Linked DNA regions of Homo sapiens: region 1 is linked to region 2. The links are chromatin contacts, found by Hi-C or POLR2A ChIA-PET in ENCODE. All regions are on one chromosome and are shown on one strand. Each heading gives the region's core, a stretch centred on a gene start or an enhancer-like site at or near the end of the contact. The rest is flanking DNA. Distances are from core to core; before and after follow the strand shown. Region 1 holds the start of LINC02205 (long intergenic non-protein coding RNA 2205). Region 2 overlaps UACA (uveal autoantigen with coiled-coil domains and ankyrin repeats).

What was found. Hi-C counts contacts between places; a loop is a spot of excess contacts on that map. ChIA-PET counts read pairs that join two places held with the same protein, here RNA polymerase II (POLR2A). Pooled maps may share reads with other maps.
Region 1: a loop to region 2 is called in a pooled map, with 5 times the contacts of the local background. The contact joins the promoter of LINC02205 here to the enhancer-like site in region 2. A Hi-C loop is called at or near these places in 1 of 168 maps with a recorded cell type or tissue (naive thymus-derived CD4-positive, alpha-beta T cell), 1 of 37 single-sample maps with no recorded cell type and 11 of 50 pooled maps. POLR2A ChIA-PET finds 5 or more read pairs at or near these places in 2 of 52 experiments (Caco-2 and H1).

Annotation. Positions count from the first base shown.
Region 1 is chr15:70,502,550-70,508,171 of GRCh38, reverse strand. It overlaps LINC02205 (long intergenic non-protein coding RNA 2205), which reads left to right and starts at 2,244. Exons shown (of 2, transcript NR_146562.1): 1 at 2,244-2,263; 2 at 4,047-4,265. RefSeq lists enhancers at 2,306-2,355, 3,646-3,695, 3,736-3,875, 3,976-4,115, 3,629-4,152 and 1 more.
Region 2 is chr15:70,667,314-70,672,605 of GRCh38, reverse strand. UACA (uveal autoantigen with coiled-coil domains and ankyrin repeats) reads left to right here. Exons shown (of 19, transcript NM_018003.4): 14 at 605-641; 15 at 1,515-1,567; 16 at 3,144-5,292. Among named protein-coding and RNA genes, the nearest start is that of SALRNA2, 35 kb to the right of the region's middle. Within about 2 kb of position 2,470, at least 2 of the 41 ENCODE cell types and tissues checked have a DNase peak (open chromatin) inside an H3K27ac peak, as active enhancers do.

The DNA of each region.
Region 1 (5,622 bases), core at 995-3,494, 160 kb after region 2:
ACTTCTCCATGAATGTGGAGGTCATATCAATTTCTAGCTGTGTGACGTGGTGAGGCACTTAATCTTTTTGAGTCTTAGTTCCTCAATAGTCCATTGGAGATGCTAATACCTTCCTCCTAAGGCCACTGTGAGTAAACAAGACACCCTATTTGCTGTGCCTGACTCATACTACATGGTAAATATTTATTTATTCATTCCATTCACTTGTCCCTCTGTTGAAATTCACTTTTAAGAGCCTGGTGAGGCAAGGTTTGTTCAACATGAGTGGTTATCTGTGAGGCCCTGGGTGAGCCCTGCCTTGGAGAGCTGTTACTCATCTTTTCCTTTTCTTTTCTTTTCTTCTTTTTTTTTTTTTTTTTTTTTTTGAGACAGGGTCTCATCTTGACACCTAGGCTGGAGTGCAGTGGCACAATCACAGCTCACTGCAACCTCAACCTCCTAGGCTCAGTAGACCCTCCCACCTCAGCCTCCTGAGTTGCTGGGACTACAGGTGCGTGCCACCACACCCTGCTAATTTTTTGTGTGTGCCTGTATTTTTTGTAGAGGTGGGGTTTCTCCTTGTTGCCCAGGCTGGTCTTGAACTCCTGGGCTCAAGTGATTCACCCACCTTGGCCTCCCAAAGTGTTGGGATTGCAGGCATGAGCTACGGCGCCCAGCCTGATACTCATCTTTGCACAGTCTACACAACAGTAGTGGATAATGGACAGATGGAGACCCATCCTGGCATGGAGGTTCTGAGCTTCAGTTCTCACCTGACCTGGTGGTTGGACATGTGGCTCCAGTAACCCCTTCTGGGGGAGAGACTCTGCTTGAGTCACACTGGGTGCCCCTCAGTGCCGAGCACAGGTATCTGGCCCAGAGCACTGCTGGGCAACAGACCAAGGAGGATGGTGCTGGAGGACATTTGGGTGTGGTGAGAGGCTATCCCTTCCCCCTGATTTGCCGCTCTATACCGCCTCTGTCAGGGTTGTAGGACCCTTACCAGGCAGGGAGAGATGGTGATTGTTTTGTGGTCATTCCCCTGTAATTTGCTTCATATCATCTTTGCATGATTTGTAACTGCCCATCAGGTTCATCTTGCCTGCTGTCTAGACAGAGCCAATTTATCAAGATAGGGGAGTTGCAATAGAGAAAGAGTTCAATTCATGTAGAGCCGGCTGTACGGGAGACTGGAGTTTTATTATTACTTAAATCAGTCTCCCTGAGAATTCAGGGATCGGTGTTTTTAAGAATAATTTAGTGGGTAGGAGGACAGTGAGTCAGGAGTGCTGATTGGTTGGCTTGGGGATGAAATCATAAGGAGTCAAAGCTGTCCTCTTATGCTGAGGCGGTTCCTGGGTGGGGGCCACAGAAGTGGTTGGCAGGTCCAGCTGGGGCCATCAGGTTGCCAGACATGCAAAAAACTGAAAAGTTATCTCAAAAGGCCAATGTTAGGTTCTACAACAGTGATGTTATCTTCAAGAGTAATTGGAGAAGTTGTAAATCTTATGACCTCCAGAACAATAGCTGATAATAATTAGAATTCAAGCCCCTCTTATCCTAACTTGGTGGCCTTTTATTTGTTTTACAAGAACACGTTAGCTTTTGGGAAGAGCTGTTATTTAAACTATAAATGTCTCCCAGAGTTAGCTTGGCCCAAGCCCAAGAATGAGCAAAGAGAGCCAACTTGTGAGGCTTGAGACAAGATGGAGTCAGCCCTGTCAGGTTTCTCTCACTGTCATAATTTCCTTAGTTATGATTTTTGCAAAGGCGGTTTCAGATTTGCCTTTTACTAAAACACACAGGCTTGCACTTCATCTTGAGTGAGTGTGTGTGCATCTCTGGCTGGTCCTCCAGAGCTGGGTCCAGCAGGCCAATCCCTGTGCCCCTCTGGAGTTTCTCCAAGGCCACCCTGGGCATTTCCAGTAGGATATTGTTGCTCCACATCAGGGCTCCTGCCAGCAGCGTAGCTGTGCTCCACACAGAAGTCCCTCAGCTGGTGACCACAGAATAATGAATGCCAATCTGGATGTTAGTTTGCACACATTTGCATACCCCAGGGGTCTGCCTGGCCTGTGAGGTCTTTCTGACTCTGAGCAGCTATGATGCTGTGATTAACCTCACAAATGCATAATGGATCTTGAGGTCCTTTCCCGGCAGAGATGTTGGGGAACTAATGCAACCCCCTGCCTTTTCTCTTAAGCTGCCTTCAGGGCTGATATCATGGGTTGGTCAACTGCCTGAGATTTCTTCCTCTATCTGGGGTTAGCAAGACACCTAAAAGGTAATCCTCCCCACCTCTCCCCACCCGCATAGTGCTATTAGTCAGCTACACCTGAGTGTGAATTACTTTAGTCAGATTTCTTTCCCATTAATATCCTCAAGGGAAGGGGATTTAATAGAAGTAGAGTGAGTGCCTAAATTACTCACGGAGCCCTGGGCAGGTTCTGCCTTTCAGCATGACTCATCTTTGTGTGGTCTGCACAAACAGCCAAGTATAAAGGATAAGAAGGGAGCTGCCCCTGGCACCAGAAGCCCTTGTCTGGGCAGATGGAAGTGTTATGGGGAGGGAAGGCCCCAGAAGAATTGGGGAGAGGGGTATCCCTCATGGACTTTGCTCTCACATGGGGTGTAGTTGGCCATTCAATCACCTCTGGTCTGCTGCCCACTGCCTGTCTTGCTGTCTGGATGTCTAAGACAACCCTAAGACGCCTGGATGTCAGAGCCTGTGGTGCAAACATTTGGCTGCCAGCAAGGGTCACTGTTCTGGTTTTCAAGGCCAAATCAGAGTGGGTTTTTCTGGGGTTTGGGAGCAGCAGGAGCTAGAAGGTAAAGGGCTGACACCTTGTTAGGGGTGGGTGGTGTTCACTCCCACCAGGAATTCTTTTGCAGCCAAATAACAGAGAAGCTTCAGGCTTGAATTTGGCCCACAAATCTGAGCCCTCATAATGGAGATGTGGGAGTCCCTAAGCCCCCGTGTTGGGGTGCCGTGGGGGTGCCCGTCAGACGCCCCCGTGCCGCAGGTGGGCAGATGGACCCAGCGGGCCGCTCCCCTCTGCAGTCTCAGCTCCTCCTCATGGGCACCTGTGGGGCACCACATGCAGCTGAAATGTCGGGGCCTGGGACTGCCTCGCCGGGGGGCGCTGGGTAGCTCATGCCCCCTTGTCTGTGCAGTGAGAGGTTCCCTGAGGAACATTCTGGAGCTGGCATCTTAGCTCCGCCACTCGTCACCAGGCAGTACCCCGAGGTTCAGGTGCTGGCATCGGGGGAGGAGCTTCTGCAGGTCACACCGGACGTTGGGCTCTGTTGAGCCCAGAGCCTCTCAGGAGCTGGCCGAGTGTGCAGCTGGTGGAGGAAGCTCAGTGCTTCCTGTCCCCAGGCGCTCCCTTGATGACTGCCAGGAACCTTGAGGTTAGAGGGTGCTGATCTGGCTTTCAGGAGATTCCCCCACCCCCACATTGACACAGCTCTGGGAAGAAGCAGCACTTCAGCTGCCCTCAGTGACACTGGGATTACAAAGAAGAAAGGCCCCAGGACACAGCGTGTCATTCATGGGAACAAGACGGGGTGGAGAGGGGAGGCCACCTCAAAGACACATTCCTCCCTGGTCCTGATGTCCTCCCTCTACATGCAGAGCTTCACTGATTCCACCTGGAGCTCACAGTCACTTTGGGGAGGGGTGTTGCTGGCATAAGGCTCCTCTCCTGTCTCACAGATGGGAACACTGAGGCTCATGGTGACTTGCCCAAGACCACAGAGCTGAGATTCAGCAGAGCCAGGCCTTGTGGCTGTGAGTAAGGCACAGCTGGCCTGGGGCCATAAGTAGACCCAGGGGAATTTAGGGGAACTCTTACAAGTTTTGGGAACCACGTGGCCACTTCAGGGTCAGCCCCTATCCCAGCTGTCTTGGAGGCAGTGTTCCCTGCTGGGGTTCAAGGCTTTAGGGGATGGGCTTTTGGTGCTGAGGGAAGAAACCCTGAGAGCTGCAGGCTGGGCCCAGCTGTGAGGTTTCAGAAATAGAAGTGTTTTCAAAGGTTGACAAAGACAACTCCATCCTCTGTTTACAGCAGAAGCAACTGAGGCCCAGAGGAGCAAAGGCCCCCAAGCAAGGTCTCCAGCAGGCTGGGAGCACGGTGGAAATGGAGCCCGCTCCCCTGTCTTCCACTGCCTGTTTAAGAGAAGAGCAGCCGCGAGGCCCTGGGCTGGTCTCGGGGGTGAGCTCTGCTGTGGATACCCGCCATGGCTTGTCTTCCCCGCCCACAGATAAATGCAACCTTTCTCTTCTACGCTCTCCCTGGGCGGCTGCGTTTGTACCCCTCTCTCTATTCTCTGCCCTCCCACTTCACTGCCTGCTTCAACATTTGTTCCTTCATGCATTCATTCATTCAGCTGTTTATGGGTGTCTCCTTGTGCCAGGCTCTGTGCTGGGCAGAGACTGGGTCTCTGCACACTCTAGAAAAGGGACAGAAGCTTCACCTGGTTAACCCCCCCTATGTAGAATGACAGGCTGTGATTTGTGGTGTGAAGAAAAGGGACAGGGTGCGAGGAAAGGGTGTGACCAAGTCCTGGCCCCAGGCCAGGGAGCCAGGGGACTCTTGTAGGAAGCTTCTTGCAGGAAGCGACATTATTCTAACCCCTTCCTTCACACCATCAGCTCCCCTGAGACAGGAGCCTCAGCATCCAGCACTCTGCTGTCTGCAGAGAGCACAGAAGGTGCACAGTGAGCGCTCTGCCCAGCTTGGGGGGCGGTTTGGGGAGTGGAAATGGCTTACTTTCTGGCCTGTGATGGTCTTGCTGCATGAAACATGGGGCGACTTCGGTTCTTTAACCTCCTTGGGCCTCAGTTTCTACATTTGAATACTGAGGATGTAAAGGCCCACTCTGAAAGTGGTGACAAATGGAAGGCCCCTTCTCTCCTTCCATGTGACACTGTGAGAATCAGTGTCTCAAGTTTTCTTGCCTATTACTTTTGACTAGTTTCTTTTTCACCTTGTGATGTAAATATGTAAATGAATGTCAGAAAGACTGACATGAGTATGGCTGATATGCAGTGGTTGTTATTGTTGGCAAGGGTGCTCGCTTTGGAATCAGAAGACCGGGGTTCAAGTGCTGCTTCTACCCAAGTAGCTGTGTGGACCTGGACAAGTTGTTCTCTGGACCTTATTTTCCTCATCTGTTAAATGGACCTACCTATCTCTCAGATGCTAGAAGTGGCAGGTGCCAGTGCCTGTCATTATTGAGCATTGAGACCTCTCTAGAAGGTTCTTCTGCCCAGAAAAAAATGCTAAGTGGAGGAGGCAGTAGGTGGAGGGACTGGTGTGGGCACAGGTGGGATGGCGGTCTGACCAGCCCGCCATGGGAACCTGGCCGGGCAGCCCAGCCCTGGCCATTAGCCGTCAGTGAGATCTGTGGCTCTTACACTGTGAGCTTCAGTTGAAACAAACAAGCATGGCGTGGATGGAGGGGGTGGCAGCAGGGAGGGAGGGCCCAGCTGGTTGCCAGATGCAGCATGGCTACTGCAGGAGGGGACCCAGGGGGTCTCATTACCGGCTCGGCCTCCACTGCTCCAGATCTGGGAAGCACCGTCCTTCCTGCGGGGCCATCAGACATTCAGGGCAGAAGATGGTGGAGCTGCTGGGAGAG
Region 2 (5,292 bases), core at 1,221-3,720:
GGAACAACCCAGTATATTTTGATTCACTGTAGCTAGAGTTCTCTATTATTTCCTAACTAATGGATTGATGGATTTATTACTATGTGTAGGTCTCTGCCTCAGTTTCATTTCCTGCTCTCTCTCTCTTTTTACTTTCAAAGTACTTGGTATTTTATAAACTCTGGAAGAAGTGGTTATGTTGATATTTCATAGTCAATGAGGTAGGGTTTCTGCTTCCTACAGTGGTAAAGTAAAATGAGTTATTGACATGAATGTGGCCACTTCCTTCCTTTTGAGGTAAAGCAGTAGCAAACAGTAGTCTTTGAAAGTTGTTTCAGTTCATTTAGGGCTCACTTTTTTTTTTCTTTTGAGCAATAAAGTTTTTTCTTAAAACACTTGGCTGCTTTTATTAAAATGCTTAGTGAAGTACTTTATTCCCAGCTGATCTCTCTAAGTGTTGCTAGTGTTGTTTCTTTTTGTGGGTTTGAGTAGAATAATGCTCTGGAGAAACAAGAATGTCAAAAATGTAGTTTTAATGACTGCATGATTTAGAGCTAAAATAGATACAGAATTTAACAAAATGAGGCAGCATTCACCCTAAAATATTTTATGCTTCTGATTTCAGAGTGATCATTTAGGATCAGGAAGTCATTTCAGTAACCGTAAGTATAAAAGTATGGATTATCATTACAGTTCACCTAGTTCAAGTAAAGAAGAATGTTTATTCTTACTTGTTTAACTATACAGGAATAACTGTACAAGATATTCCTGCTGCTAAACTTCATCAGCACATGGAACTAGGAAGACGTTAAGATGACTATTGTAACTTCTAACATATTCTGATAATTACTGAAGCTCTGATTCTCCTTAGCTACCTGTATTTTAAAATTGTATATTGTATGAATTACCAAATTTGCCTTGTTGATTAGTAGACATAGACATTTGTCTTGTGATATTTAGGGTTCATTTTTTTATGGAAAGAACATAAACATAGTTTTCTAATTTGGAGAAATCGGTCTTAATGCAAGTAGGCATTTTAAAATTACATTTATGAATTATTTTTAGACCCTACATAATCTTTTTTATTCTGCAATGTTAAACAGTTTCTCTAGAAAATCTGTTTTTGTTTCCTAGTGACTATTAAACTATTCTCTCCTACAACAGTAATATTTATGCTATAAATTTAAATCATCATTTTTGTTTTGATTGATTATAAGATATATGTTTTATTATCATGTAGCCTAGTTTAAGAGTCCTCAATATTTCTGAAGTTTTAGTGATTCTGCTGAGAGAGAGCATAGAAAAAAATAAGAAAAAAAAAAACCAACCTAGTATCTGTTGTTCAGTAGATTGTAGGTACTTCTGTTTATAGAAATAATAAGGGGAAAATGGGTATTTTAGAATGAGGATACTTTTGTGTTGTACCTCTTGCTTCTCTTTTATTTGAATAATAAAGGAAATAACATCAAATTAATGTTTAGCCTACTTTAGTATGGATATTGAAGTTAAAATGTCATTCATTTGCATTTATTTAGGAAAAGAAGATATGCTTCTTAAACAAGGTCAGATGTATATGGCAGACTCACAGGTAATAACTGTTTTTTTTTTTAATTTTAAAAAACATTTAAAGAAAATTTTTGTGCCTTTATAAAGAGAGGAGAAAGCGGCATTGTACATTAAGTATATATACATAGAGTGAGGTTTTCATTATCAAAGACAAGTTGGTCCTGCTTTCTTGAGTTTAATAAAAACAGATATTGCTGTTTCTGGTGCCCTCTAGAGTGTTTTTGATGATAGTGGTTATAATAAGAGATTTGAATTATAGTTTCATTGCATTTGATGCTAAGTTTCTGTTCATTAACAGTGATTAGTTAACTCTTCATATTTGCCCATATAAAGGGGAAGACAGATATGAATAATCCAAAATATAATTTTTTGGTTTTTTTTTTTCCTCTTGATCCAGGGGAAAGGCAGTTCAGATTTAACTAACAGTAAATCTGTAGGGGTCTGCAGCAAGCTCTATCCTTGCCTCTTCAGAGGAAAGGATTCGGCTGAGGGGCAGAAGTAGGTTTAAGGCAGAGGGAGAGACCAAGGGAAGTTTTAGGGCAGGAGTGAGTTTATTAAAAAGTGTTAGAGCAGGAACGAAAGGAAGCAAAGTACACTTGGAAGAAGGCCAAGTGGGCGGCTTGAGAGATCCCAGTACCCTGTTCAGCCCTTGGCTTGGGATTTTTATGCACTGGCTTGGTTTTGGGGTTTGCATTTCTCCTCCCTTGATTCTTCTCTTGGGGGCAGGCTATCTGCATGCATAGTGGCCTGTCAGCACTTAGGAGGGGCCACATGTGTAGTGCCTTTACTAAGGTTGTGCACCTGCTCTCTAGGGGCTATTTTCCTTTACCAGTCAAATGCTCCCTGAAGAAGGTCATACATCCACCATTTTGCCTCTTAGTGCGCATGCTTGAGCCTGCTCACCCAGCTCCGGAGATCTTATCAGGAAGCCGCTGTCACCAGCTCCAGGTGTTTTCTGTCTATTGGGAGACTCTCTTTCCCTGGTGCTGGCTGTGACCAATCATTCTCTTGACAACTCTGATAACTAGCTGGGTTTCTTTTCGTGGTATTTTTATAATTCAGAGAATATTCTGTTGGATTAACAGTGAAGGTACGCAGAAGTCAAAAATCTTATTAGTTAAATCTATAATTCTATGAAATTATCTGCAAATTTAAAATCGCAGTACTTGTTTTTATTCAAGGATATGATGGTTTTCTTCAGAATTTAAAGTTCTAAGCACATTATGTACCATAAAACATAGAAATAATAAATATGTTTTGATAAAGTTGATGATATTCATGTGTGGGTAGGTGTTAATGAATGGGGGAAGAAAGACAAAATAGCACCCAGTAGCCATGGCCATTGTCCGTTGTTCTGCCAGAAATAGACTTACGTGAACAGAACTCTCAAAATGTTGTGAATGTATTAAGGAAATCATATCCAGAACTGTTTCCTTACCACAAAAATCAGCATTGTGATTTTTTTTCCATCTTACTGCCTAATCTGAAAACCCTTTGATTCCTGATGATGTGCTAACTTTCTCTAAGTTTGGCAAATAAGTATAGTAAATGTCTCATTTAGGCTTTTGTGATTGATGTCTTTTTTTTTTTCTTTTCAGTGTACTTCCCCAGGTATACCAGCCCATATGCAAAGCAGATCTATGTTAAGACCTCTGGAACTATCTTTACCCAGTCAAACGTCATACTCTGAAAATGAAATTTTAAAGAAAGAGTTAGAAGCAATGCGAACTTTCTGTGAGTCAGCAAAACAAGACCGACTGAAGCTCCAAAATGAACTGGCACACAAAGTGGCAGAATGCAAAGCTTTAGCATTAGAATGTGAAAGGGTCAAGGAGGATTCAGATGAACAGATAAAGCAATTAGAAGATGCATTAAAAGATGTGCAGAAGAGGATGTATGAGTCAGAAGGTAAAGTTAAACAAATGCAGACCCATTTTCTTGCCCTTAAAGAACACTTAACAAGTGAAGCAGCCTCAGGGAATCACAGACTAACCGAGGAACTGAAGGATCAGTTGAAAGACTTGAAAGTAAAATATGAAGGTGCTTCAGCAGAAGTGGGGAAATTAAGAAACCAAATCAAACAAAATGAGATGATAGTAGAAGAGTTTAAGAGGGATGAAGGCAAGCTGATAGAAGAAAATAAGCGATTACAGAAGGAACTTAGTATGTGTGAAATGGAGCGAGAGAAGAAAGGAAGAAAGGTCACAGAGATGGAAGGCCAGGCAAAAGAATTGTCAGCGAAGTTGGCCCTTTCCATTCCAGCTGAAAAATTTGAAAACATGAAGAGCTCATTATCAAATGAAGTGAATGAGAAAGCAAAAAAATTAGTAGAAATGGAAAGAGAACATGAAAAATCACTTAGTGAAATTAGACAGTTAAAGAGAGAACTTGAGAATGTTAAGGCCAAGCTTGCTCAGCACGTCAAACCAGAGGAACATGAACAGGTTAAGAGCAGATTAGAACAGAAATCAGGAGAACTTGGGAAGAAGATCACTGAGTTAACATTGAAAAATCAGACACTACAAAAGGAAATTGAAAAAGTTTATTTGGATAATAAGCTCCTCAAGGAGCAAGCACATAACTTAACAATTGAAATGAAAAATCATTATGTTCCTTTAAAAGTAAGTGAAGACATGAAAAAGTCACATGATGCAATTATTGATGATCTTAATAGAAAGCTTTTAGATGTAACACAAAAATATACAGAAAAGAAGTTGGAAATGGAGAAATTGCTACTGGAAAATGACAGCTTAAGTAAGGATGTAAGCCGCCTAGAAACTGTGTTTGTACCTCCTGAGAAACATGAAAAAGAGATAATAGCTCTGAAATCCAATATTGTTGAACTTAAGAAACAGCTGTCTGAACTTAAGAAAAAATGTGGTGAAGACCAGGAGAAAATACACGCTCTCACATCTGAAAACACTAACTTGAAGAAGATGATGAGTAATCAGTATGTGCCAGTTAAAACCCATGAAGAGGTTAAAATGACACTGAATGACACGTTAGCCAAAACTAACAGAGAATTATTAGATGTGAAGAAAAAATTTGAAGATATAAATCAGGAATTTGTAAAAATAAAAGATAAGAATGAAATATTAAAAAGAAACCTGGAAAACACTCAGAACCAAATAAAAGCTGAGTACATCAGCCTGGCAGAGCACGAGGCAAAGATGAGCTCGCTAAGTCAGAGCATGAGAAAGGTGCAGGATAGTAATGCTGAAATCTTGGCCAACTACAGAAAAGGCCAAGAAGAGATTGTGACACTGCATGCCGAAATTAAAGCCCAGAAGAAGGAGCTCGACACAATACAAGAATGCATTAAGGTAAAATACGCCCCAATTGTCAGCTTTGAGGAGTGCGAGAGAAAATTTAAAGCAACAGAGAAAGAACTAAAAGACCAGTTATCAGAGCAGACACAAAAGTATAGTGTCAGTGAAGAAGAAGTCAAGAAAAACAAGCAAGAGAATGACAAGTTAAAGAAGGAGATTTTTACCCTTCAGAAAGATTTGAGAGATAAGACAGTTCTCATTGAGAAGTCTCATGAAATGGAAAGAGCATTAAGCAGAAAAACAGACGAGCTAAACAAACAGTTAAAAGACTTGTCACAGAAATACACGGAAGTAAAGAATGTGAAAGAGAAGCTAGTAGAAGAAAATGCCAAACAGACTTCTGAGATACTTGCAGTGCAAAATCTTTTGCAAAAACAACATGTTCCATTGGAACAGGTTGAGGCTCTGAAAAAATCTC